Regions from separate parts of the Homo sapiens genome. Here region 1 is linked to region 2. The links are chromatin loops, found by intact Hi-C in ENCODE. Cell type or tissue: MCF 10A. All regions are shown on one strand. Each heading gives the region's core, and the rest is flanking DNA. Links, peaks and the distances in the headings are about the cores only.

The links. A loop is a pair of places that touch in the nucleus more often than their neighbours do. Peaks named below come from ENCODE experiments on the same cell type or tissue, not always from the same donor. Only the 100,000 strongest peaks of a DNase experiment are listed, where the experiment ranks them.
Region 1: it touches region 2 in a loop (7-fold over the local background); 12 of 110 quality-filtered maps call a loop at or near these places.

The regions. Positions count from the first base shown.
Region 1 is chr5:141,362,885-141,374,264 of GRCh38, forward strand. All of the region lies in intron 1 of PCDHGA1 (protocadherin gamma subfamily A, 1), which reads left to right. The region is part of intron 1 of PCDHGA2 (protocadherin gamma subfamily A, 2); the gene reads left to right. The region is part of intron 1 of PCDHGA3 (protocadherin gamma subfamily A, 3); the gene reads left to right. The region is part of intron 1 of PCDHGB1 (protocadherin gamma subfamily B, 1); the gene reads left to right. It also overlaps PCDHGA4, PCDHGB2, PCDHGA5, PCDHGB3, PCDHGA6 and PCDHG@. RefSeq lists a silencer at 3,317-3,495. In MCF 10A, for the core only: a CTCF peak has its summit at 7,287; no DNase peak of the experiment used is centred there.
Region 2 is chr5:141,552,720-141,569,155 of GRCh38, forward strand. The region is part of intron 18 of DIAPH1 (diaphanous related formin 1); the gene reads right to left. DIAPH1-AS1 (DIAPH1 antisense RNA 1) reads left to right here and starts at 5,592. Exons shown (of 3, transcript NR_038333.1): 1 at 5,592-5,768; 2 at 9,083-9,186; 3 at 10,346-12,541. RefSeq lists enhancers at 4,570-5,422, 5,183-5,477. In MCF 10A, for the core only: CTCF peaks have their summits at 4,084, 5,317 (motif pointing left), 8,358 and 11,613; DNase peaks (open chromatin) are centred at 5,242, 6,962, 8,232, 11,622 and 2 weaker places.

The DNA.
Region 1 (11,380 bases), core at 2,344-10,343, 190 kb before region 2:
GTTTTACTTCCTCTTAGAATCATAATACTTCAGAGTAAAGAGAGTCTTCATTTTAGTAGGCTTTGGAAATTGGGAAACAAAGAAGAAAGACTTTTGCATAATGGCATGGCTTGTTAATCACAGGGCATGGGTAGGACATTGTCCCATTGACTTGAAGACCAACACTCAGTAAGCTAAATGTCTTGGAATCACAAATGTATTTCTAAAGGACAGGCAATGTTTGAGGTCTGAGGTGTCTGCTAGAAAGAGTGCATTTAACAAATGTGAGAAATCATTCTCTAACATGCATTTTAACAAATTGCTCTTAAGAAAAACTACACATTGAGAAAAATCTTACAACCTATGTTCACATCATTTTCTACAAAATATTACTTAAAACTTTGCTTTTGAATTTCCTAATTATATAGAATTTTTATTTTCTTAGTTTTCTATGAAAGTGTTATTAAATAAAATGACTTTCTGAAATGTCCATTTTTTTCAATCAAGAGGTTTTTCTATTTCTGTTGTCATATAAAGATGATAGCAGTAAATATCTGTCTCAACATAGAAAGGTCACTCAGTACTTCTCGACAAGTATCTGCTCATGCTTTCCTGCATGGATGATGAAATAAAACCCCATCCTCCACAGTTACTATACTGGTTGTCACTGGAACTACAAATATTTGAACATGGTAATAGAAAAACATAAAAATGCATAGTTAACCCAACTCAAACGCTGTCTGAGATAGTGGAGAGACTTTCTCAAAGTCCTCACAAGTAACAAAGATCTTTATTTCTTCTGCATATGACAGCTAATATAACTTACATAAATCAGTAGGCCTGTTTGGAAAGGTGCATGGAGAACTGGGTTTGTTTCCTTGGTATTCTTATATGCAAATAAGCACGTTTTCCTAAATTTATCCTAATAAGGAGATGAAATCTTGAATCCTACAAAGGTAAGAATTTGAATGTCCTAATTTAATGGACTAAATATAGATAAGAGGTAAATAAAGGACATAGGCTCCCCCGATGACGCATTAAATAAAATTTTTGTAAGGTATTGAGATCTAATAATCATATTGATCTCAGGGATTGTGGAAGTCTTGCTATTCAGAATTAAAGCTGAATTAACGGTCATAAACAACGCTACACAGTTAAACATTAAGGATATGGCAACATTATTAGAAATAAAATTATAACTAAACTTAGGAGAAATAAAAATGGAATTTGATGCAGTCACTGGTTAGGACTCTGAGTGTCGCTGTTGACCAAAGTGGGAAAGAAGCTGCCGCAGAGGCGACCCGACTCTGCTCCCTCCATACTAAACACACAGACCAGACAAGCTCCTACGAAAAGCCAACGCTCCACGCCCATTTTCGTCAGGGAATATGTACCCATCGGCTTTAGATAAATAAGGAAACAGCAGGCTGAACCAGAACTAAGAGAAAATTGGGCAGAGAGAAGGCAATGGCGAGTCCACCTAGGGGCTGGGGCTGCGGAGAGCTGCTGCTGCCCTTCATGCTCCTGGGGACGCTGTGCGAGCCAGGATCCGGGCAGATCCGCTACTCGATGCCGGAGGAGCTGGACAAAGGCTCCTTCGTCGGCAACATAGCCAAGGACCTTGGGCTGGAGCCCCAGGAGCTGGCGGAGCGCGGAGTCCGCATCGTCTCCAGAGGTAGGACGCAGCTTTTTGCCCTGAACCCGCGAAGCGGCAGCTTGGTCACCGCGGGCAGGATAGACCGGGAGGAGCTCTGCGCTCAGAGCCCACTGTGTGTGGTGAACTTTAACATCTTGGTTGAGAACAAAATGAAAATTTATGGAGTAGAAGTAGAAATAATCGATATTAATGATAACTTCCCGCGTTTCCGGGATGAAGAGTTAAAAGTAAAAGTTAATGAAAATGCGGCTGCAGGGACACGGTTAGTGCTTCCCTTCGCGCGGGATGCGGATGTGGGTGTGAACTCTCTCCGGAGTTACCAGCTCAGCTCCAATCTGCACTTCTCTCTGGATGTGGTAAGCGGAACTGATGGACAAAAGTATCCGGAGCTGGTGTTGGAACAGCCCCTAGACCGCGAGAAAGAGACTGTTCACGACCTCCTCCTCACAGCTTTAGATGGCGGAGACCCGGTACTCTCCGGCACCACGCACATCCGTGTTACGGTCCTCGACGCAAACGACAATGCGCCCCTGTTCACCCCATCCGAGTACAGCGTGAGTGTTCCAGAGAACATACCTGTGGGCACTCGGCTGCTCATGCTAACCGCCACGGATCCAGATGAGGGAATAAACGGGAAATTGACCTACTCTTTTCGCAATGAAGAAGAAAAAATTTCGGAGACTTTCCAACTTGATTCCAACCTGGGGGAAATCTCAACTCTACAATCACTGGACTATGAAGAATCCAGATTCTACCTCATGGAAGTGGTAGCTCAGGATGGAGGCGCTCTTGTTGCCAGCGCTAAGGTGGTGGTCACAGTACAGGACGTGAATGACAATGCCCCCGAAGTGATCCTCACCTCTCTGACCAGTTCGATCTCTGAAGACTGTCTTCCCGGAACTGTAATCGCGCTGTTTAGCGTACATGATGGTGATTCTGGAGAAAATGGTGAGATTGCATGCTCTATTCCTAGGAATTTGCCTTTTAAATTGGAGAAGTCAGTTGATAATTACTATCACCTATTAACAACTAGGGACCTGGACAGAGAAGAGACTTCAGATTATAATATCACTTTAACCGTCATGGACCATGGAACCCCGCCCCTCTCTACAGAAAGCCACATCCCCTTGAAAGTAGCAGACGTTAATGACAACCCACCCAATTTCCCTCAAGCCTCCTACTCCACCTCTGTCACAGAAAACAATCCCAGAGGTGTCTCTATCTTCTCTGTGACAGCCCATGACCCCGACAGCGGCGACAACGCTCGAGTCACCTACTCCCTGGCTGAAGACACATTTCAGGGGGCGCCCTTGTCCTCCTATGTATCCATTAACTCTGACACCGGTGTCCTGTATGCTCTGAGATCCTTCGACTATGAGCAGTTGAGAGACCTACAGTTGTGGGTGACAGCCAGCGACAGTGGGAACCCTCCACTTAGCAGCAACGTGTCGCTGAGCCTGTTTGTGCTGGACCAGAACGACAATACGCCTGAGATCCTGTACCCCGCCCTCCCCACAGACGGTTCCACGGGCGTGGAGCTGGCGCCTCGCTCCGCAGAACCTGGCTACCTGGTGACCAAGGTGGTAGCGGTGGACAAAGATTCAGGCCAGAACGCCTGGCTGTCCTACCGCCTGCTTAAGGCCAGCGAGCCAGGACTCTTTGCGGTTGGGCTGCACACGGGCGAGGTGCGCACAGCGCGAGCCCTGCTGGACAGAGACGCGCTCAAGCAGAGCCTCGTGGTGGCCGTCGAAGACCATGGCCAGCCCCCTCTGTCAGCCACCTTCACGGTCACCGTTGCCGTGGCCGACAGGATCCCTGACATCCTGGCTGACCTAGGCAGTATCAAGACCCCCATTGACCCTGAGGATCTGGACCTCACACTCTATCTTGTGGTGGCAGTGGCTGCAGTCTCCTGCGTCTTCCTGGCCTTCGTCATCGTGCTGCTGGTGCTCAGACTGAGGCGCTGGCACAAGTCACGCCTGCTTCAGGCTGAAGGCAGCAGGTTGGCGGGTGTGCCCGCCTCGCACTTTGTGGGCGTGGATGGGGTTCGGGCTTTCCTGCAGACCTATTCCCACGAGGTCTCCCTCACCGCGGACTCGAGGAAGAGTCACCTGATCTTTCCCCAGCCCAACTACGCAGACACGCTCCTTAGTGAAGAGAGCTGTGAGAAAAGCGAGCCTCTTCTGATGTCTGATAAGGTAGATGCAAACAAAGAAGAACGGCGAGTTCAGGTTAGTTTTCTCTTTCGGTAAGGATGACCAGAACATTTTCATTTGTTTCCTTTTTCATGTTTCTGTCATATTCAGAATCAGCTAGTTATGTAAATAGTGGAACATTATTTGCTGTATTGGAGATTAATTTTTTTTATATAATTCATGCTTTCTCCATTTGTTTTCAAATTCTGTTTTGGGAAGTCTAGCTGATATCTGTAGACTTAAGTGAAACAAATACCTTAAAGGAAAGTGGTTAAATATAATCATTTTACCCAAATATTTTGTTATATTGGAACTGCAGTTCTATTAATAGAAAAGATGTTTTATTTATTCAAATTGTTAGATATATTGTTCTCTTTTGAGTGTCTGCCTAGACACCATTAGTGAATGTGTTTTGGAAAGGATAATGTATAGGACTGATATTTTAGTCTACCTGAAATTTGTTTAAGGAAATAATTTACAGTATTTACATAAATCAGTGGAAAGGTACAGAGAACTTCTGGGTCATAAATATCAGAAAAGAGGCCGGGTGCGGTGGCTGACGCCTGTAATCCCAGCACTTTGGGAGGCTGAGGTGGGCGGATCACGAGGTCAGGAGATCGAGACCATCCTGGCTAACACGGTGAAACCCTGTTCTACTAAAAATACAAAAAATTAGCCGGGCGTGGTGGCAGGCGCCTGTAGTCCCAGCTACTCGGAAGGCTGAGGCAGGAGAATGGGGTGAACCCGGGAGGAGGAGCTTGCAGTAAGCCGAGATCGCGCCACTGCACTCCAGCCTGGGAGACAGAACGAGACTCCGTCTCAAAATAAATAAATAAATAAATAAATAAATAAATAAATATCAGAAAAGTAGATAAAATTTATATTAATGATAACATGTAGCATTCTAAAGTCTGGAAAGTTTGTGTTAAGCCATGTAGTTATTGGATATGTGGGCTTGTTGAGAGAAGAAATCAGTGTAAAGGAACCTTAAGGTTGGGCTTCGTTCTGTGATGTAAAGCCTCCAGAGAGTTACATACTGCTGCACTCAATAAATGTAAATATGTCACACACCTGGCATCTTCTGTTATAGATAAACCCTTTACTTATTAGAATCAATACCTACTGCAATGTTAGCGTTTCTTTAAGTGTAGGTGCAATTCTTCTTTATTACTTGAGTTTAAGGTTGTATTTGAAAAAAAAAGAACTCAACTTAAAGATGGTTCAAAATTTTAAATTTCATATCTAACGTATGTGCTCATCTTAAATTAATAGATTTGTCTTAATGAAATACTGGCCTATGTGCCTCAAATTCCAGGAGGATGTGTTATGTAATGAAAGAACTACTATATTTCCCTTCTGCATCTGATTTGCTGAAGATGATTTTCAGATGTTTCTTATTAAAATATTCTTAATCCTTCAAATTTTGTACTTTTAAAACCTTGAGCATCAGCTTCAAATAATGACTAAATAAGGGGAAAAGGTAATAAAATATTACAAATGGGATAGTAAGCTACATTACTCAACCACATGAAAGGTTAATTGACACATTAAAGAACCTAAGACCACTTGATTTTTATTTTTTAAACACTGTTAAAGAGCATTCAAGTATATCTATATCTATATACATATACACACACATATATATACACACATATATATACACACATACACACACACAAACACACATACATACACACATGGACATTCTGACCAAAATGTAAAATGTACAAACTCACCGAATAGTGAATGCATCCAAAGAGTAACAAGAGAATCTATACAGTAGGTGTCGACATTATTCACTCCTATGTGAAAACTTGCTTTTCCATTTTTTTTAAAAGAAAATGTTATATGCTTCTTAGGGTAAGGTGTTTGGGAAAAAAGTAAAGGTTATAGATTTGGGTACATTTCTTCTGAGTTAAATGTTTTGTGCAATGGAAAAATATCTTTAAACCCTCTATAAACTACTAACAGACTATAAAATGCTTGATCCATACATTTTGAATGTATGTACTGTATATACCATATACTTTTAAATATCTGAATCTTTAGTTTTATATGTGTTCTGAAGAATAATTTTTCATACTAATTGAAGTGTTCATACAATGAACACTTGGCATTGTGTTGGAAGGCACTTGCTTTGGAATGTTTTGGAGCAAAGTCTTGAGTCAGTTATATTTTTGATGTTTGTATAAAGGTGACAATGAGTGTCTGTCTAGAATTCTGGTTACTGTGAGTAGTTTAAGATGCTATAATGCTTTTCCACTATAAGGTGAATTCGGTGTGGAACTCATTGCTTATTGCTGCACACTTGCCTAGTTTTAGAGTAACAATACATTATGTAGGCTAAAGATAATTTCTTTAGGAAGATTTTCTGGTTTGAAAATGGAATTAAAACTGTAAGACACCTGTCAGAAACATGGAAAATGGCATGTTATTGACCAGGGAAAAGTGTAAATAACAAAAAGTTAGGATTATCAGATGGTAAACTGGGGACCAAGGAAAAGTGGACAGGAAGATTACTTATATAATTAAATAATATAATTATAAGGACTTACAATTCACTCCCCAATCCTAATAACGCATCATTGTTAGGCTACTTGAGAAGAAACAGTACATTTCAGGACAATTGTGATGTAGTATGAAAAAACATCCTTTGTAAAAGTTTTTCATTTGGGCCAGGGTGGTTCATGACTATAATCCCAGCAATTTGGGACGCTGAGGTGGGAGGATTGCTTAAAGCCAGGTGTTCTAGCCCAGCCTGGGCAACATAGTGAAACCCCACCTCTATAGAAAAAAAAAGTTTTCAATCATACTTATTTAATTAAAAGTAGACACTTGGAAACAAAGGAAAAGAGACCCTCTTGCTTTTTACTATACTTCTATTTTATAAGGTCAATCATTTCCTCATTACCTTTAACTTCTTTTGGGGGGAGATAATAAAGATAAAAGAGAAGAAAGTGAAACATAGAATAAAACTAAAAGCTATGACATTATAACTTTTAGAAGTTAGAAGTAAAGGAAATAGAATGCAATAAGAATACACGTGAAGCTGATATTTCAAGCCTCTTTATACTACGTCTTCTGCCATCACCAAAAATAGCTTCCATTTGTATGATTTTCTATGTATTATTTTATTTGGCCCTCATTTCTACTAGAGTAAGCAGAGAAGATATTATTATGACCATTTTATGAAAATGGAAACTAAAAACGTGACGGGATTGAGCAAGATTATCTCTGCCCTTTGACAAGTAAAAGGTACTTGATTTGGATGGATAAAGCTCAAATTAAAAGAAATAACAGACTAAAGATATAGTAAGTATATTTAATGTTTTTTAAAAGTCCTTTTAAAATGGGAAGAAAGTATCACTATCAGTACACTGCCGATTTTTCTCCTAACTAGCTCCTTATTTGGAGCTGATTTAGTCACCATTACTGCAGTTCTGCAGCAGAGGCGCCGGGTGCCGCTCTTGGCTAGTGCTGTGCAAAATATTGGCTCCTCCCGCTGCAGCCAGCTCGGAAGAAAAGTGCACTCTCTATCAGGCTTCCTGCAGCGGAGACACCCATTAGAGAACCCAAGCACAAAGACAAAGCAAATAGTTGGTCCTGCTCGGAGAACTCTTGGGATTATTTAAAGATCTCCTCTCCTCGGATTTAGAAAGGCAAAGGCGCAGAGAGCGGGATGGGAAATAGCTCCGGATGGAGGGGCCCAGCAGGGCAGAGGCGAATGCTATTTCTCTTCCTGCTCTCTTTGTTAGACCAGGCTCTCTCCGAACCGATCCGCTACGCTATTCCCGAGGAGCTGGACAGGGGCTCGCTGGTAGGGAACCTCGCCAAGGACCTGGGGTTTGGCGTGGGGGATTTACCTACTAGGAACCTGCGGGTTATTGCAGAGAAGAAATTCTTTACCGTGAGCCCCGAAAATGGGAACTTACTTGTGAGCGACCGTATAGACCGAGAGGAGATTTGTGGCAAGAAGTCGACGTGTGTTCTGGAATTTGAAATGGTTGCTGAAAAGCCTTTAAACTTTTTTCATGTAACTGTGCTGATCCAGGATATTAACGACAACCCACCGACCTTTAGCCAAAATATCACTGAGCTGGAAATCAGCGAACTGGCTCTCACTGGAGCCACATTTGCCCTGGAATCTGCGCAAGATCCTGATGTAGGTGTCAATTCGCTGCAGCAGTACTACCTCAGCCCTGATCCGCACTTCTCTTTGATTCAGAAGGAGAACCTGGATGGCAGTAGGTACCCAGAGCTAGTACTGAAAGCACCCCTGGACAGGGAAGAGCAGCCACATCACCACCTGGTCCTCACAGCTGTGGATGGGGGCGAGCCCTCCAGAAGCTGTACCACCCAGATCAGGGTAATTGTCGCAGATGCAAATGATAACCCCCCAGTATTTACTCAGGACATGTACAGGGTCAATGTTGCAGAGAACCTGCCCGCTGGCTCCTCCGTATTAAAAGTGATGGCCATTGACATGGATGAGGGCATCAATGCCGAAATCATCTATGCCTTCATCAATATTGGCAAGGAAGTGAGACAACTGTTCAAGCTGGACAGTAAAACGGGGGAACTCACCACTATTGGAGAACTGGACTTTGAAGAGAGAGATAGCTACACAATTGGGGTGGAAGCAAAGGATGGTGGACATCACACTGCATATTGTAAAGTACAGATAGATATTTCAGATGAAAATGACAATGCCCCGGAGATAACCCTGGCTTCTGAATCCCAACATATACAAGAAGATGCTGAGCTGGGGACTGCCGTTGCCCTGATCAAAACACATGATCTAGATTCTGGATTTAATGGAGAAATCCTATGCCAACTAAAAGGAAACTTCCCCTTTAAAATCGTTCAAGATACCAAAAACACATACAGGTTGGTGACAGATGGAGCCCTGGACCGGGAGCAGATCCCAGAATACAATGTGACGATCACAGCTACCGACAAAGGCAATCCACCGCTCTCCTCCAGCAAGACCATCACTCTGCACATCCTTGATGTCAACGACAACGTTCCCGTTTTCCACCAGGCCTCCTACACCGTGCATGTAGCTGAGAACAATCCGCCTGGAGCCTCCATTGCGCATGTCAGAGCCTCGGATCCCGACTTGGGACCTAATGGCCTTGTCTCCTACTACATCGTGGCCAGTGACCTGGAGCCGCGGGAGCTGTCGTCCTACGTGTCCGTGAGCGCGCGGAGCGGGGTGGTGTTCGCGCAGCGAGCCTTCGACCACGAGCAGCTGCGTGCCTTCGAGCTCACTCTGCAGGCCCGCGACCAGGGCTCGCCTACGCTCAGCGCCAACGTGAGCCTGCGCGTGTTGGTGGACGACCGCAACGACAATGCACCGCTGGTGCTGTACCCAGCTCTGGGGCCCGAAGGCTCTGCGCTCTTCGATATGGTGCCGCGCTCTGCAGAGCCTGGCTACCTGGTGACCAAGGTGGTGGCGGTGGACGCAGACTCGGGATACAACGCCTGGCTGTCCTACCACATTGTGCAGGCCAGCGAGCCCGGGCTGTTCAGCCTGGGCCTGCGCACGGGTGAGGTGCGCACGGCGCGTACCTTGGGCGACAGGGAGGCCGCCCGCCAGCGCCTGCTGGTCACTGTGCGTGATGGAGGACAGCAGCCTCTTTCAGCCACCGTCATGCTGCACCTAATCTTCGCAGATAGCTTGCAAGAGATACAACCTGACCTTAGCGACCGCCCCACTCCCTCTGACCCTCAGGCGGAGCTACAGTTTCACCTAGTAGTGGCGTTGGCCTTGATCTCAGTGCTCTTCCTCCTCGCGGTGATTCTGGCAATCTCCCTGCGCCTGCGATGCTCCTCCAGACCCGCCACTGAGGGCTACTTTCAGCCTGGTGTCTGCTTCAAGACTGTACCTGGAGTTCTCCCCACCTACAGCGAAAGGACTTTGCCTTATTCCTACAATCCGTGTGCTGCCTCACATTCCTCAAACACCGAGTTTAAATTTCTCAATATAAAGGCTGAAAATGCTGCACCACAAGATCTTCTATGTGATGAAGCCTCTTGGTTTGAAAGTAATGACAATCCAGAAATGCCTTCTAATTCAGGCAATTTGCAAAAGGTGAGTTTCTTCAAACCTTTCCTTCCATAAATATAATTGGGTTTCAATTCATTGATTTAGAGATAAAAAGAATACAGATTAAATATTCCCTGATTACATTATTTTATTGATTTTCTGGTGTAGAGTAGGGTGTCTAGGAAATTCTTTGTAGAATTTCCTGTAGAATATCTGTGTTGCAGTTGTTCTTTCATAGAAAGCCTCCTTTTGATAGTCTTGAAACTTTTCTTAATCCTAATACACTATAATCTGAAACATTTTTAATACAGTATTATCTCACACTGTCATTTTCAGACATATCTATCCAGAATTAGACCCAAATCCTCACAATTAAGTGGTTTACTTAGTTTTAATGCAGTCAATCCTAAAATATATGAAACATTATGTATATCTTAACACATTTTTAATGTAACCTGTATATAATATTTTTACTTCCCTTTGCATGTTTTTAAAAGTATACACAGATGTTGCCTATGTCAGGGCAGTTTTTAACTTCTATGCTAATCAAAAGAAATAATGGCATCTAAAATGGCAACTCTTGTAATGGGCACTGTAATGAATTGGTTCAAAATGTGTTTGTGTAGCATATGCCTGTAGTCCCAGCTACTCGGGAGGCTGAGGTGGGAGGATCCCTTGATCCCAGGAGGTAGCAGCTGCAATGAGCTATAATTGTGCCCCTGCACTCTAGCCTGGGAGACAGAGCGAGACTTTGTCTCCAAAAAAGTGTTTGTGGTTGTTGGTACCCTTACTGAAAATGGGACTAGCATAAATGGTGGTGAAATGTGATGATAATTCAAAATTTACAGAAGATTGTAATATTATTTCTGTTCCCCAAGGTCCTAAGAGATATTTTCATAAAAATGAATGGTAAACTTCAGAGAACATTTAAAATTATTCAAAATAATCTCTTACACTCTTCTAAATGCTTCATTATCTTGGGGAGGGAAATATTATGAGTGTCATCTCTGCAGATTTAGCAGAAATAAAATCCTCTGTGTGATAGTTTCACAAAACGATGCAGTATTAAGTTAGGACTCTAAGCGTCGCTGTTGACCAACCTGGGCAAGAAAATCAACGGAAACTCAAGTTACATCCTCCAACAACAAAGCAAATTAGACGGGAAAGCAGGAAAGCTGTGCAGAAATTCTGACCTGAAACGCTTCGCATCCGGTCTCTGCTTGTTGAAGGACCTTCACCGCTATTTCTGAGAAGAGCAAAAGTGATGCAGATCTGTTCTTCCTCTTCTTAATCCCAGAGAAGTTCCTAATAAGCCAGTAATGGCGCCTCCGCAGAGGCATCCGCAGCGCAGCGAGCAGGTCCTGCTCCTCACGCTCCTGGGGACGCTGTGGGGGGCCGCGGCAGCGCAGATCCGCTACTCTATTCCCGAGGAGCTGGAGAAAGGCTCCTTCGTAGGCAACATCGTCAAGGATCTGGGACTGGAGCCCCAGGAGTTGGCGG
Region 2 (16,436 bases), core at 3,784-11,783:
TCTGATGTGTCCTTATAAAGGAGAGGAAATCTGGACACACAAAGAGACACAAGGAATGCGCACACAGAAGAAAAGACCACACGAGGACACAGCAAGAAGGCAACCATCTGCAAGAGAAGGCGAGAGGCCTCAGAAGAAATGAAACTTGCTAACACCTTGATCTTGGACTTCAAGCCTCCAGAACTGTGAGAAATAAATTTCTGTTGTTTAAGCTACTCAGTCTGTGGCACTCTCTTACGGCAGCCCTAGCAAACGAATACACTTCCTATCAAGACTTAAGGGATGTGAGCCAGGCATGGTGGCTCACACCTGTAATCCCAGCACTTTGGGAGGCTGACGCGGGCCTATCACTTAAGGTTAGGAGTTCAAGACCAGCCTAGCCAACACGGTGAAAAAACCCTGTCTCTACTAAAGATACAAAAATTAGCTGGGTGTCATGGCACACGCCTGTAACCCCAGCTACCTGGGAAGCTGAGGCAGAAGAATTGCTTGAACCCAGGAGGTGGAGGTTGCAGTGAGCCAAGATCGCACCACTGCACTCCAGCCTGGGTGACAGGCTGTCTTTTTTTTTTGACCCTGTCTCAAAAAAACAACTTAAGAGATGTGTCCCAAACAATAATTTAAACAAAAACAGTCTCGGCCGGGCATGGTGGCTCACGCCTGTAATCCCAGCACTTTGGGAGGTCAAGGCAGGTGGATCACCTGAGGTCAGGAGTTCGAGACCGGCCTGCCCAACATGGCGAAACCCCAACTCTACTAAAAATACAAAAAATTAGCCAGGCGTGGTGGTGGGCGCCTATGTAATTCCAGCTACTCAGGAGGCTGAGGCAGGAGAATCGCTTGTACCCAGGAGGCAGAGGTTGCGGTGAGCCAAGATCACACCACTGCACTCCAGCCTGGGCAACAAGAGCAAAACTCTATCTCAAAAAAACCCCCCAAGAAAACATCGTCTCAAATGCATATATGACAGGGAAAAAAGACTAAAAACTAAAGAGGTAAGTACCTATTTAAAAAAATTAGAATAAGAATAATAAAATAAACCAAAAGAAAAATTTAAAGATAGAGACAAGAACAGAAATTAGTGAAATCTGTAGCAGAGGGGATTCACGAAGCCAACAGTTTTGGCTTAAAACATTTTTTTTAAGACCAGTTAAATTCAGTATTTTAAAACAAGAAAGAAAAACAGAGAAATCAGGCATAAGTAACTAACATCAGGAACAAAATACAGGACTGAACTAAATATGGCTCAGGCTCAAGCATTAAGAGGAATAATATCAGGCAGGGCGCGGTGGCTCATGCCTGTAATCCCAGTACTTTGGGAGGCTGAGGCGGGCAGATCACCTGAAGCCAAGAGTTTGAGATCAGCCTCACCAACATGGTGAAACCCCATCTCTACCAAAATACAAAATTAGCCAGGCATGGTAGTGCATGCTTGTAATCCCAGCTACTCGGGAGGCTGAGGCAGGAGAATCGCTTGAACCTGAGAGGCAGAGGTTGCAGTGAGCCGAGATTGTGCCACCGCACTCCAGCCTGGGCAACAAGAGCAAAACTCCATCCCCACCCGCTCCCCCCAAAAAAAGGAATAATATCATACAAAATATGTCTGCAAATTTAGATAAAATTGATAAATTTCTAGAAAAACATAACACATCAAAACTTATCCAATAAGAAAAAACCAGTCCTATAACCATAAAAGAACTAAATCGGTGATCAAAAATTTCTTCAGAGACCCAGATGACTTTACCAGCTATTATTTCAAACACTCAAGGAATAAATAATTCCACCAATTTTACGCAAAAAATTTTTCCACAGAATAGAAGTATATTTTCTCAACTCATGTTGTGAGGCTAGCATAACTTCACTATCAAAATGTGAAAGAACAGTATCAAAAAAATCATAGGTACTTTCACTCATAAACACAGGCACAAAATTCCTAATAGCAAAGTGAATTAAGGGGTATAAAATAAAAATAATAACAGATCACATTCAAGTTAGATTTGTTTTAGGAATGCAAAATCGGTGTAACAGAAATCAGTTAATATGCTTCCCACAATTACAGATTAAAGTAGAAAATTATATGATCATCTCAACAATACAAAAAAAAACCTGACCAAATTTAATATCCATTCAGAATAAATAGTCTTAGCATATTAGAAATCGAAGAAACTTCTTTGACAATGTGTATATATACCAAAAGCTACAGGCAAAACCCTTCAGGATGGTGGGTACTCTGAGTTGGGGGTGGAGGTTCAGTTGTAACTGGAAGGGGGGTACATAACAAAGGGCATCTTGGTCTCAGACCCTGATTACATGAATGTAAATTTCCTTTTAAATTTTTTGAAATTTAATGCTGCATAATGAGTTGTACACTTCGACCTGAAATAAAGAAGAACTAAGATACACACACACGTCCCCCTCTGATTACAACCATGTAAATGCTATATATACAGCACAGGCAAAGACTACAAGTGAATATGAACAAATTAAAACAGTTTGATTTGTTAACATAGTGTGATAATGTAACTATGTGTAAATTTTAAAAACTGTCACCAAACAGGAAACTGTGAGAAAGGTAAGACAGATATGGCTCTGGGCACCACCTATTTTATTTTCATATCCTTAGACAGGTAGGCCTGGTTCAACTTTGACGGTGGGTTAGGAAGAACTCCCACTGACAACCAGCAGTAAAGACAGGCAGTCAAATGTAGAACCCATAGAATGCTCCCATTTGCTGCCTTCCCAGCCTTCTTACAGGAATGGTGCACTAATTAATCATCCAGATACTAAAGCACCTAATATACAACCTTATCAATGCTTGGGTTCCAGCCCCCATTTTCATAAGAGCAAAGATGAGAAGTCCAGAACAAAGGCCTCATGCTGTCCCTCACCCTAAAAACAACATCAAGGGCTGAGTAATTTCAGTTTACAGAATTGTGTGAAATAAGGGACCAAAATAGGTGGGTATAGATAGCACCTTAGCACAAAGGAAAAGAGGAAAATTTTTTCTGCAAAGGCTGTGACTCTCAACAAACAATAGTAGAAAAGAGAGACCCTTACACCTAGCTATGTGGTTAAAAAGTGGCCGTGCCAGGATCCGTATTTCTAGCTGCTGCAATCCTGACCTATTCAGCAGATTCTAAACCTTTTGCTAGTGGGAACTATAGTTTCCAAACTAGACATGGGGCCAATCTAGTCTCCACAGACCAGACTCTACGAGTGTCCTGCCAGCCTTGCCAAGAAGCCAGACCCTGCTAATTCCCTTCTATCACCTGTGCCCTTCCCTTGGGCAAGGGAATAGACTGCTTGCTGTGGCTGCTGAAAGTCAGAGTCACTGACCCATTTCAGAAGTGGGAGAAGAATATTAAGCAAGAACTTTCATCTGATCATTTGCATCTAAGTCAGTCTCAGGGAGTATCTCCAAAAAGGTCAAGGGAAGGACTAGCGATATTATAATCCTGAAGCCATAAAGGACTTTTCACCACATCCCCCCCGGCCCCAACACAGTATTATATTTTTTCTTTCTGTAAAAGTCCATGAAGTGCTGTTAATTCATTGAGTCTTACCAGGGAGAAAGCTGCTACTTAAGTAAAAAAAGTATTCGGGAAAAAAAAAGCTGATACTCTAGAATCACCATAGGGATGCAGCTATTACACAGTGGCCAAACACAGTTGTCCCAAAGCTTAAAAGCTCTCCTTTAATTCTTAGAACGGGTGAGGCCCACTTCTATGACCATGTTCTCCGTTGACGGCAGTGTGCAAACTTTTCTCAAGACTTTGGGTAACAGATTATCACGTCAGGAGAAAAGTAAGAGTCCAGCCCTTTCTCCCTCTGAAGGTGGCAGGGCATTGCTCCTTCACTTGGTCACCAATAGCCTCTGTGGGAAATCCTAAAGAAGAGGCTCTGCTCTGGCAAGAAGGGAAGTCTGGCTTTGTATCTTCTCAGTCCCAACCTGAGAGATCTTCTTTTTATTTATTTATTTATTTATTTTTTGAAATGGAGTCTCACTCTGTCACCCAGGCTTGAGTGCAGTGGTGCAATCTTGGCTCACCACAACCTCCGCCTCCCGGGTTCAAGCAATTCTCCTGCCTCAGCCTCCCGAGTAGCTGGAATTACAGGCATGCGCCACCAGGCGGCCCGGCTAATTTTTGTATTTTTAGTAGAGACGAGGTTTCGCCATATTGGCCAGGCTGGTCTCAAACTCCCAACCTCACGTGATCCGCCCGCCTCGGCCTCCCAAAGTGCTGGGATTACAGGCGTGAGTCACCGCGCCTGGCAGAGATCTTTTTAAAAGAAATTAAGTCTATAAATAAATTGCAAAATAAAAAATAAAAAAGAGCATAAGAGAGAACCTATAGAGACATCAACCAACTGCAATGTGTAGACTTTATTTGGCTCTGATTCAAATGAACTATTAAAAAAAACAACTATCATAAGATAATTTGGGAAATTTAATACTAACTGGCTATCTGATGATAAAGAATTTTTTAAATGTGATAATGGTAGTAATTATCTTCTTTTAAAAGTCCTAATTTTTTTGACACACATTCTGAACTGCTTAAGGATTAAATAATATGAACAAGGATACATGTAAAAATAATGGGTGGCAAAGACAAAGTTGATACAGGTATATGAAACAAGACTAGCTGTTGATTAAGTTTTTTAAATGGGTGATGGACATAGGGGTGTTCATACTAGTCTCTTTACATATATGTGTGTATGTGTGCGTGCATTTTTTTCACGGTTTCAAAAATAACATTTTTTAAAAAAATTCAGGACCATTTCCCTAGAGTCCTTGGGGCATTTGATTCTTCCCAGACAGCTAAGTGAAAGGGGTTCCTTTTTTTCTTCTTTTTTTGGGGGTATCTTTTCTTATCTGATCCTATAATTAAGAAAACTGCCCTAAACATCTCTGTAGCAAAAACACCTAAACCCAGGATTAGAGTCTAGATGAGGCAGAGGGGATGCCCTGGCCTGCTGCCTCAAAAGCTAGCACTCTGTCACTGTTAGTAGGTGTCCGGCAGCCAAACCATTTTGCTCTGTGCTCCGCTGGCAAGGACTTGCGGCATCGATTGCTCAGGATGCAGGCAGCCTGCAGCAAGGTGTGTCCCTGATGAGCAACTGCTGAGTAAAAGAGTACGTAGCTGCGCCTCAGCCAGTCTCCCTCCCTCTGCAAACCAGACTCCTCCTTTGCCTAACTCCTTTTTTTATTCCTGCGTCACAAATACAAAATGGAGTTAGCTGGGAGCAAAAACAATCTGTCTAAAATGGCTGAATGCGGTGGGGAGTGCCAGACAGTAAAGCGAAGGGAAAGGGCACCCCCTGGCGGCCAAGATAGGGAGTCTGTTTTATGTTCTTCACTACTTTTGCATTTCAAACGAATCAGTCCTACAGAGTCCAAGTTAATTTTGTCACAAATCTTGATGTTGAGCTCTAAAATTCAACTAATAGAAACTGAGGCACAAGAAGGGAAAATAATTTTCAGTCTCTAAAGACAAAGGGCACAAGTCAACAGCCCTGAGTTGCAGTTACTGCTTGGTTATGATCAGTAATAGTTTCTAGGAGACAACAGAACGGAAGGGAGGTCCTTTTATAGTACATGATTCCCCAGCTTCAATAATGGACTAATGACCCCCGGAATCCCACCGCTATAGCCTGCACTTCCCCAGGAATTCCTGTTTAAGGCGTCTCTCAATGAAGACCACAAACAGGAAATGGAGGAGTGGGGAGTTGCCTGACATCCTGGAAACTACGTTCTTAAAGAACTGCAGGTGGGAGTAAGTGGGATAGAAAAATGGGCTTTTCAAAAACTGTTGAGAACACGGACTGAGTCAGTTGTATCCGCACGGCTGGAAGACAGGCAGCTCCACCTAACCTCACTCACTTACTCAGGACCAAAACCCTACTTGCTCTGCCCAAGATAAAGCCTGCAGCATTTGTACCTATTCTACAGGGAACACCCTCCATTATCTTTATCTTACGCTACACCTCCCTTGAGTAAGCCAAGTACCTATGACTAAAAAAGAACATGTAAGAAAGGTGGAAAAAACAGAAATTATCTGGAAAAACTTGTGGGTACAAGTCATTAATGGTTGCCACTACTTAAATGAGGCTGCACAAATACGCCAGTTTATCCAACGTCCCTAAAGTGAGATAATGGCAACACATACAACACAGGTGCACAAAAATCACAAGTTGTTAAAAAAAAAAAAAAAAAGACTCTGGCATCACTATAGTTTTCTCTGAAGAAATAGGGTCTTTGTGGAAGAATCTTAGATCTCTCAGGCATATATGAAAGATCAGAACACTTAATAATCTCTCCAGGAAATAACTTTCTGTGAGGGTAACATAGCTATGGAATTGCCAAGTTCACCTAGCATACAATAAGCCATGTCTATTAAGCACTACATCAACTCTCTAATTCTGGGAAGAGGAGACAGTAAGAGGGTCTTAATGTTAATATAAGTGTTAATATAAGAAGCTGCCCAAATGGAGGACTTCTGATTTATATTCTTCATGGTTGTAATATACATAAGGGATAAATTCAGCACTTTAAAACAATCACTAAGGTATACATTATAGAAGGAAAAAATATCATGCCAACCGAATAGCAGTTATCCCTGCCCAAAGGTAACCGTATCACTGATACCTTGGCCAAAATATACAACTATCTGCAAAATCCCACAGAACTAGACCATTACAGATGTGCAAGCTGTAAGGAGGGACAGGGCAAACTGGCATTAATGAACAAACCTAAAGGACAAGAACAAAGCCACACAGAATCCCAAAGGAAGAACCAGATGCTGAGAGTTATAAAGAAGGGGACAGATATAAGTCTGGAAGGGTAGCAGAAAAGCAGTATTAAAAATCTGGGCACTTCACCAAGCATTTGGTCTTTCAGATAATATAGTCATTGAGTTTCCCACAGATACTTTCCCAGCACACCCAGGATGGTGACTCAATTAGGGAGTGCTAAAAAGAGGTCTGCTTCTAGGATGTGGGTGGGGAAGGACTGGAAGGACAGGCACTATCCCAAACAAGGACTCAGGTATGTCAGCAAAGAGGACAGGTTTATGCAAGGAAACAATAGGCTAGAGGGCAGAAGAAAAGGCATTAAAATAAGGTACTAGAAATAAAACTCTTTTCCTGGATTAAAAAATGTTTTATTATGGGAAAAATTAAACATTCAAAAACACAATTATTAATCCCCATGCATACATCACTCAGTTTCAACAGTTATCCACTCGTGACCAATTCTGTTTCATCTACACCCCACTTCTAAATCCCATAATGATCCGCAATTATTTCTGTACACATCTCTAAAAGATGATGACTTTTTAAAAAATGCCATGAAACCATTATCACACTAATTTCCAGCTGTCTCAACTGTCAAGTGTTTTGTATAGTTCATTTGGATCAAGATCTAAATAAGTTCCATATACTGTACTGGTTGATAAAATTTAAAATTCCCTCTTAATCTATATGTTCCTCTCCATCTCATTTTTTCCCCTGAAATTTATTTGTTGAAGAAATCAGGACACTAATCACTGGTAAAAATCAAGAAGCACTAGCACAGTTACTTTACACTGTCAGTCACTGGAAGCAAGCACCTGAGGTTTCTCTCAACATGCCTGCATTCTTGCCACTCCCTTTCACTAAGTGCTGGATTTGAGCCCAATATATCTAGGCTCAAATTCTGGCTTGGTGTTTACTTGCTATAAAATCTTAACAAGCAAAGGACATATTAATTCTCTTTTATATCTCTCAATTATAAAACAAAGATAATACCAATTAGGCATTATGGAAATAATGTTTTGATAATTGGAAATAATAGTTGATAATCCCCTGTCACAAATCTGACATTAAATAGGTATTCATAATTTAAGACTGAATGAGAAGGCAAAGTACCTTCATCTTTTTTTTAGGTGCTCCAGATCAGTTTTAATCTCTGCTGTATCTCACCCACGCTAACCTAAATAAATACTGAGTAAACTGCAGAATTCTAAACCATTCTCCATAACAAAGGATTCTAGAAATATTCTGTTTTATTCAGGGTTGGGAAGGGAAGTAACAGGGTAAGAGCAGAACAAAGAGAACAGATGGAATAAACTCCCAGCCCCCAGCCTGAGCCTGCAGAGACAGCTGCTGGTTTTCGTCATACTGCTGTTTTTTTCCCTTCTTTGTTCCTGAGGTGGAAGCCAGGAAAGGGTGGGGAAAGATGAGGGGGGGAAGGGGTGGAGATGGGAGGACCGCCATCTCTGTTACTGAAAGTCACCTGATCTTCTCCTCCAATCCCTAGTCTCTGACCTCACAATCTGGAACCTGAGCCAAAATAGCTCAACTGCGCGCACCCCGTGGCCGAAAAGAAAAATGCAAGCAGAATAGGAAAAACGGGAAATTCTTGGGAAGGATTTTTGCAGTTTTTCTTGCTAAAAGAAATGCAAACACACACACAGGAGAGTGCCGTATCTTCCCATCTAATAGATCTAAAAGAAGAAATCACTGGCTCTAAGAAGAGTTGGGGTTATTGTAGGATCAGGAGGAAAGAATGGTTCCATCCCATCTTGCAGAAATGGGGTTACCAATGCCCTTCTGTTATATCACTGGGGTCCCTTGTCCAATGGTACTTAGAAGTGAAAAGAGTTTTGTTTTTTTTTTTTTTACATTGGAGTCTGTTTTTTCAAAAAGAAACTGTTAAGAGTGAAGTAAAGGATACTGTTACTTGCTTTATAGAACTGAATGCTAGTACTTGGCTTGGCAGACGAAATCTCAGGTCCAAGTACTTCTAGAAATCTAGAAGTGCTCTAGAATCTTCTCCAAGCATGTCAGACACTGAAATTTCCTTTTTAACCCTGTGTCTTTTTCATTATAAAAACAATATAACCACATTATAGAAAAATTAAAAGAGAAAGTATGTAGTACCCTAACAAAATCTCTGTTACAGTAGTCTGGTATATTCCCTTCTAATCTTTCACTAATGCATTTGTTTTTAATATGAAACAATTGTAATAAGGTGTACATAATTTGTTTCCTGCTTTTCCCACCAAACACTGAATCACAAGCATTCTTCCACACTGCTCCAAAGGCAATGGGCGAGAGTTCTAATACATGGAACAGTTACAGGACACTAAGTTCTAGAGCAATTCATCTCCAGAACAAAAACTGAAATGGAAGCAAGAAAAAAATAAGGTAGGCCACTCCTTTCCTTTAAAGACCTTTTATAGAGTAGCATCCCTTTGCTAGCAGTACAAAGATCTCCTCCTGTTCAAGTATCACACTCGAGTGAAGTCTGGAAGGTCCCCTGGCTGAACTTTGCAAGTCTCTCTTCCCCATATCATAATGGCTGTAAGCTCTAGCATAAGTTGCCATACATTTACAGAGCTGATGTGGGTAACTAACTCTTCAATTCATTGTTATGTATGAGTTTTTTTTAGGAAGATCAAAAGGACATGTATACATGCTAAGATGCAGTCAGATCAAATGGGTTACTGTAGCTACTGTTTCAAAAAAAAAAAAGAACAATTATTTCATTACTCTACTTTTGTTTTATCCTTGTGTTCATTATAAAAGTAATGCCTGCTTATTAAAAACTTATAATTTTTTTAATGAGGAAAGTCTCTGCATACTGATACGAAGACTCTCCAGGATATAGAAGCAAGGTATAGAAACAGTACAGATAGTATGTTCCTTGTTTTGGTAAGAGGAAGGACAAGAATCTGTATCAGTATTTGTTTATAACTGCACTTTTTAAGAAAGTCTAAAGGATAATCAAACTAATAAAAATGGTTACCTCTAGAAGGTAGGGGAGGGAGAAGGATGGCATGGATGAATACTAGGGTGGGAATGAGACTTTTTTATACTGTTTTGACTTCTGAACCACTTACCTATGCAAAAAAAAAAAAACAAACAAAAAAAAACAGATAACAGAGAAGCTGAAAGAAAAGCCCCAGAGGAAACATTCTGTGGAGACATCCTTAGCACTCCTTGCAAACTAGCCTGTCTACAACCTTATGTTTGGAGGGAGACTTGTTCAGCATCAGCAGCAAAGTCATTTCAGGTCCAACAATTCCCAAATAGTGTAAGGTCAAGGGATCCTCAAAACAGTGCCTTTTCCTTAAGGCAACAGTTTTGGGTTCTAGTATGTAGTAAGAGAGCACTGGATCACTCTTTTGTTCACCCCAATCCTTAGTTCTGCTTTGACACTTGCTAGATATCCCATTTCTTTGCCTAAACACATCTCTGATGTCTACCAACTCCAGGTCTCCATAGCAAGAGAATAACCAAGCTTGAACAAAAGTTATGTCTGTATAACTGTAACATTCTTCATCTTGATTTCTATCTCCTCCAGTTTCTCACAACTCCTTCCGTGTTGTACAAGCCCCAGTCCAGCACAATACTCTGCCCTAATCACTCTGCCCTCCATCCATCCTCTCCAGCAGAGTCAATCTCTAAGTGGTTCCGAGCTAGTTCACTGACCACAGAGGACTTCTTCAAAATGTCCTTCTAAGATGGCTACTGAGAAGTTTGGAAGATGGCAAGAAAAGTGCCTCTGAAACAGTGACTCCAAAATTGACTGCCAAGTCAACAGAAAATGTTGAATTGTTTCCTAATCAATCTCATATGACCTCCATAAGAACAGGGATAATACTTATATAATACCTATTCAGATACAGATACCAAAATATTATTAAGAGAACAGGTGAAGAGTGGCTTAATTCACACCATTAACATGTAAACATGTTACATGTTACAAACATGCTCCTCATGTAATCCTTATACTAAAGTTTGAGATTTACTGGTATCAACAGACATTTAAGGCTAGGAACTGACTGTACCAAGATGTTAGAAGTTTAAGTAATACTGACCCCCCAACTAGATGGTCTAAGTCTCAGACAATGACATTTAAAAGGACATTTGGTTAGAAATAAAATCTGGAATCCACAGATAATGGCAGATGGTACCTTGGACTTAAAAGATACCATTTCAGTCTATATGTTTCTAGAAAAGAGTAATACAGGCACACACTAAAGCTGGGATGGCTAGAAAGAGGCTCTAAAAATGAGACTAGCTGGGGATAATTAGGAGTTAACATATGACACAAAGGGTTGACTTTGACCGTGAAAATCTTTCTGCACCAGCATATTCTATCCAAGTTAGACCAGGGGAATTCCCTGAAGAAATGGATTCAGTATGTTATCTCAAGCTAGTTATCCATATATAATGTGGGTAGGTTCTATTATGCGCTTAAAGTAGTTTTTCAGCAGAAACTGAGACAGAGATGGGATTATGAGTGTGTATATAATGAGGCTACAATGAGCTACCAAGCTGATAAAATACAAACCTCTCTTTGAGCCCTCTCAAAGGAAGGCTATGCTTTCATGAAGGTATCAGACTAAAGAACAAAAACCTTTCCAGCCTCTGGACCCCAAAAAGAACACGAATATTGCTACTATTGAAAATACTAGCTGCAACAGGACAAGATCCTTTTGTAAAAGGGCAAGCTGTAGCTTTCTGCATAATTTAACTGCTGATCAGTCCTCCAAATAAATTTCCTGACAGGTAGAGGGCAGTATACTAATCAGCTTGTATTTGGAAAGGACAGAGGTTGCCTCTCTCTAACGTGATGACATCACTACCAAACGCAACAATGACACATCTAAAATAAAAGGGATCCATGTGCCATCTGGTGGCTGAAAGCAGTAAAGCACACTGCTAGAAATAAAATATCAAATTCCCACGGTTGAGAAGAAAATTAAAACTTAATTCCTTTACCTGATGATGCAGTCCCTTAAATCTCCAATAGTAAGTCTTCTGTGGAAACTACATCAGCAGCCTTCGCGCAATAGTTTTAAAGTTTTGCCCCAGTTTAGCTCTATACTCCTAAACACTGGCTGTAAGCAAGCAGCAGCTCCTGATGCCTGACCTTTGGTGCATAGAGTAAGAGAATGAAACTCAGACCAAAACAAACAAAATAACAAAAGGACCTGGAAGGCTGTCAGAAACAAAAGAAGAGTTTGACATGACAGATAACACCAAAGACAGCTTATTGCAAGGAAAAAAAGTAACAGAACCAGAAGTTTAAAACTGAAAGATACCTTTTAGGTTCATGTATCTCACTTTACAGATAGAGTCAAGGTAAGAAAGATAACCCCTGGTGCAATCTTATTAGTGGTCAGACTAAAACAACATATCACTTTTCCCCTACTAGACATTACCATAAATATTTTTTTATTTTTCGTGGAAGTATAAATTGCTACAATCTTATACCTAGCAACTTGGGCCCACAGATTTTATTTTTAAGAATTTACTGTGCAGAAATACAAGTTTGCAAAGACAATTAAAAATGGATGTTTCCTTCAGCATTGCTTGTAATAAAAAAATGGAAAACTTATTTGTATTATATGACAGAATACAACTATCAGAAATAATGACACAAATCTATATGTAAGGACATCGAGATGCTAAAACACGTTAAGCAAAATACAAAACAGTATATACTGTATAAGATCACACCAATTATATTAAAAAAGAAGTGTGTATACCTTCATGTTTCTGTAATTTTATTTTTAATTCCCTTGCCCCTTTTCCAGTAAAGTTTTATTCAAAAATTTACCTTTCTCACTTGAACTAAAGAAGAAAAGGATTTTCCCATTCCTTTATTAGAATAACATATGTATATAAAAAGTATGATTTAACCACAGTCACTCTGGGGGAGGACACCTTTTTACCCTGTATTTCCAGTGTATTCTACATATTTGTTAAAATGATGATAACAAATTAGTCCAGGAACTGGCTTTAGACAGGACCATGGTAACAGAGGAAGACAGAATTCTGCTAGGTAAAAGTAATGATGGAAGTCTTTAGAAGTTCCTTTTTCTGATTGCTTCAATTTTGTCAGTGAAGTAGAAAGAAAACATCCCCAACTGAGAATGAGGATGAGGGAGGTTTGGGCTGTTGAGGAGGAAAAAAAGGTGTGAAATAACCTTTAGGAGAGCAGGAAATTCAATGAATTTGTAATGCTTCAAATATGAGTGCCTGGCAGTATCAAGGGCCAAGCAACTTCACAAATTAAGCAGAGGAGAGTTGGGAGAAAGATCAGCCAGTGAGTTAGCAGGAAAAGTAAGTGTTTCCTGTCCTGAAAGCTAAGAGAAGAAAGTCTGTCAAAGGAGGGCCCAGTTTTGTGGTATTCTCCAGCCATGTTCAGTTGCACAGCTACAGGAGCAGGACAAAGACAGAAAAGGAATTAACCGGGATTGTGGTTTTGCCAATCGAGTATGAAATGAGAGAGATAATGGAAGAACAAAACCCAAGCGAATGATTATAATGATTAACCAAGAAATTTTAGCTCAGGGAAAGAGTGAAGTCATCAGAAAGTGAAGGACAGTGAAATGCTGGTAGGACAAATGGATTAGCGGGGCTGGAGGCCTGTTGGGGTCAGGATAGCAAAGGGAGTAAGGTAAAAAGATAGAACCTGGGTGGTATGACATGAGATCCTAGAACGGGGGAATGGTTGAGGTAGGATAGAGGACAAAATCAGTAGAAGAATTCAAGGAACTGAAAGGCCAGAATATTGGTAGGATCATGACCTTTTCGTATAAAAATTCCTAAGAATTAAGTCAGAGGTAGTATTGGAGTATAGAAGAGTGGATATGAGTCAAGAGCTAAATTGTTTGAGAAATGAGGAGTAACACGGGTGTCAGTAGATGACAACATGAAGAGAAAATGGGTGACATAACGATGTCATAAGATTTGAAATTGTTGGTTTTTAGGAATTGTTTCCTTTTAGTAAAGAGGCAAAATGATCTGAGAGTGGCAATGAATAACAAAGATTACATCTACCCCATCTCCAAGCCCACTGGGGTGAGGTCTATGAGAACAAAGAAAAACAATCACATGGGCTGGGCCTAGTGGCTCATGCCTGTAATCCCAGCACTTTGGGAGGCCAAGATGGGTGGATCACCTGAGGTGAGGAGTTCGAGAGCAGCCTGGCCAACATGGTGAAACCCTGTCTCTACTAAAAATACAAAAATTAGCCAGGTGTGGTGGTGCACACCTGTAATCCCAGCTACTCGGGAGGCTGAGGCAGGAGAATTGCTTGTGACCAGGAGGCAGAGGCTACAGTGAACTGAGAGCTTGCCACTGCACTCCAGTCTGGGCAACAGAGCAAGACTCCATCTCAAAAACAAAACAAAACAAAACAAAACAAAACAAAACCACATAAGCAAGCAAAAGGGAAAGTGGTATTGAGAGAAAACCAGGTTTCCAGTAGAGCAAAGTGAAAAAGGTTTTGCCAGTAATGGACCATGAATTCCAGAGGGTACAGTGGACCAGTTTCAGGAGCTTAGGTGGGATGGGAGGAGACAGAATAGGAACCACACAGAACCTTATCGCAATTAAACTATGGGAGATGAAGGATGACCCAGGAGTCTGGGGCTGCCTGTGGTAAGTGACATAAACCAAGATAAATGGCATAATATTAGATCCAGTGGATTAAAAGAAAATGGTGATGGAAAGGTTGGGGTGTAGAGGGGTATATGAGGGGGCAGTTTAGGTTCCTTTTTTATATCACTAGTGACAGTGAGATGACAACCTGGAGGAGGTATGGTACTTTTTCCATGTGAAGAAGTTCTGGAAACCCCAGATAATAGGGATAGATTTATATTTTTAAATCACAAGGGACTATTATCTTGATATTATAGAACTTCCCAATTTCTTTGTGCTAGTAGTCTGACCCTACTCAAAACCCAAGAGAAGCTAAGTAATTAAAAGGTAAGACTCCCAACAAGTGTTCACTTGACTAGTACCTCTAGTCCTAATCTTACCGATTTGAGTGGAATAAGAAACTGATGGAACAGACATCTTTCTGCTAAGAGACTCACTGAACAAGGTAGAGCAGGCTGAGCTCTCACAAAACCTTGCTGCTAAAGGTTAAAGCTGCAGAAGCTACAAAAATTCACTAATAAAGATGCAACTGGGTGAGTGCCACCTAGTGGACAGAAGAGATATCACAGGGAAAAAGAAAAAGACCCTCAGATTCTTTTTGGGAAAGGGGCTCCTGCTGAAGCCTGAAGCAAGAAAATTATGTCAGGGCAGCAGACAGGTAAACCTATCTGTTACGGCTAACAGTTCTGACTTCTGGAACAACAGTACTGGACCCACACAGTCAAATGCTAACTAGAATACTGTTATTTTTTAATAAAATTCTCAATTCTTAGTGAAGGTCTTTTTAGCCAGAGTTTTTTCTAAATTACTGCCATTAAATATTTGGAGAACTGTTCTGATGCTCACAGTTCACATAACACACCTCTTACTTTAACAAGTCTAATGTTCCATATTGTTTCTGGAAGGAAGGAATAAACCTAAAAATAAAAGTCACTGTACTATTTATTTAAGACATGAGTTATCACTCACCATGCTATGGTTCAAGAGGTGGTAGTGTAATGATCACATAATCAACAAAAGACAGCGAAGAGAAGAAATGGAAAATGAAAAACTAGTTTATCTTGTACATACAAATAATGAGCTGCCTAAGGCTACTACAGCAATGAAAATGCTCCCTTGGAGAAAATGAAACAAAAAAAAAAAAAAAGAAATTTAACTATTGGACCTATTTCCAAGAAATTCAAAAAGAGTCAACAAAGACTCCTTGCTGATCACTATAAGGAAAGTGAGAATGTGAAAAAGGACCAGAAGTTTTATGGCACTGCCTATCAAAAGTAAATTCAAAATATTCTCTGGCAGGGAATAAGTTAACTGAGTAAGTAAATACCTCATTTATGGGAAACAAAGCCTTCAGAAACAAGACACTAATCCTTAAAAGAGAAATAATGTGTAAAAGAATCTGGAGTATAATATTCTAGGACCAGTTCCTGTCTCTCAGCTCTTCTCTTGTAAAAAGGCACACATATTCTGCTTCAGAATATGTGTAACAGGAGACTTTTCACTACAGGAGGCAAATGTGCAGAGTGAGGCAGGTGCTTTCTTCAATGCCCATTCTTGGAGGGGCCAGTAGGTATACCGAAGGTTTTAGGTATCAATAAAACATAAGGGGGATACAGGCATGCTTAACAAATAGCAGAGTTGTGTTTAGCAAGCAAGAGAGGAAATAATGCAATATGATGAAAACCCAGTGTCCAAATAACTTCTTCATCAATACTGGCAACCACCTGGACTGAAATCACCTAAGCAGTGCTTCTACTAGATAAACATGTCTTATTTCTTCAACTGGATTAGTTTTGCTAGAGTTGAATACAGTCAGAATATGCCTTCTCTTTTATAACCCTAAATATCTAGTATCTCACTTACTTTTTTTAATCTATTATTGTTCCCTTTTTTCTACTCAGTCACTGCCAATTCAAGGACATTTGCGTCTGAATGAATGAAGTGGTTCCTGAAGGCGGCATATCCCCTTTCTTGCAGCTTTTGTCTGGATCTAAGCT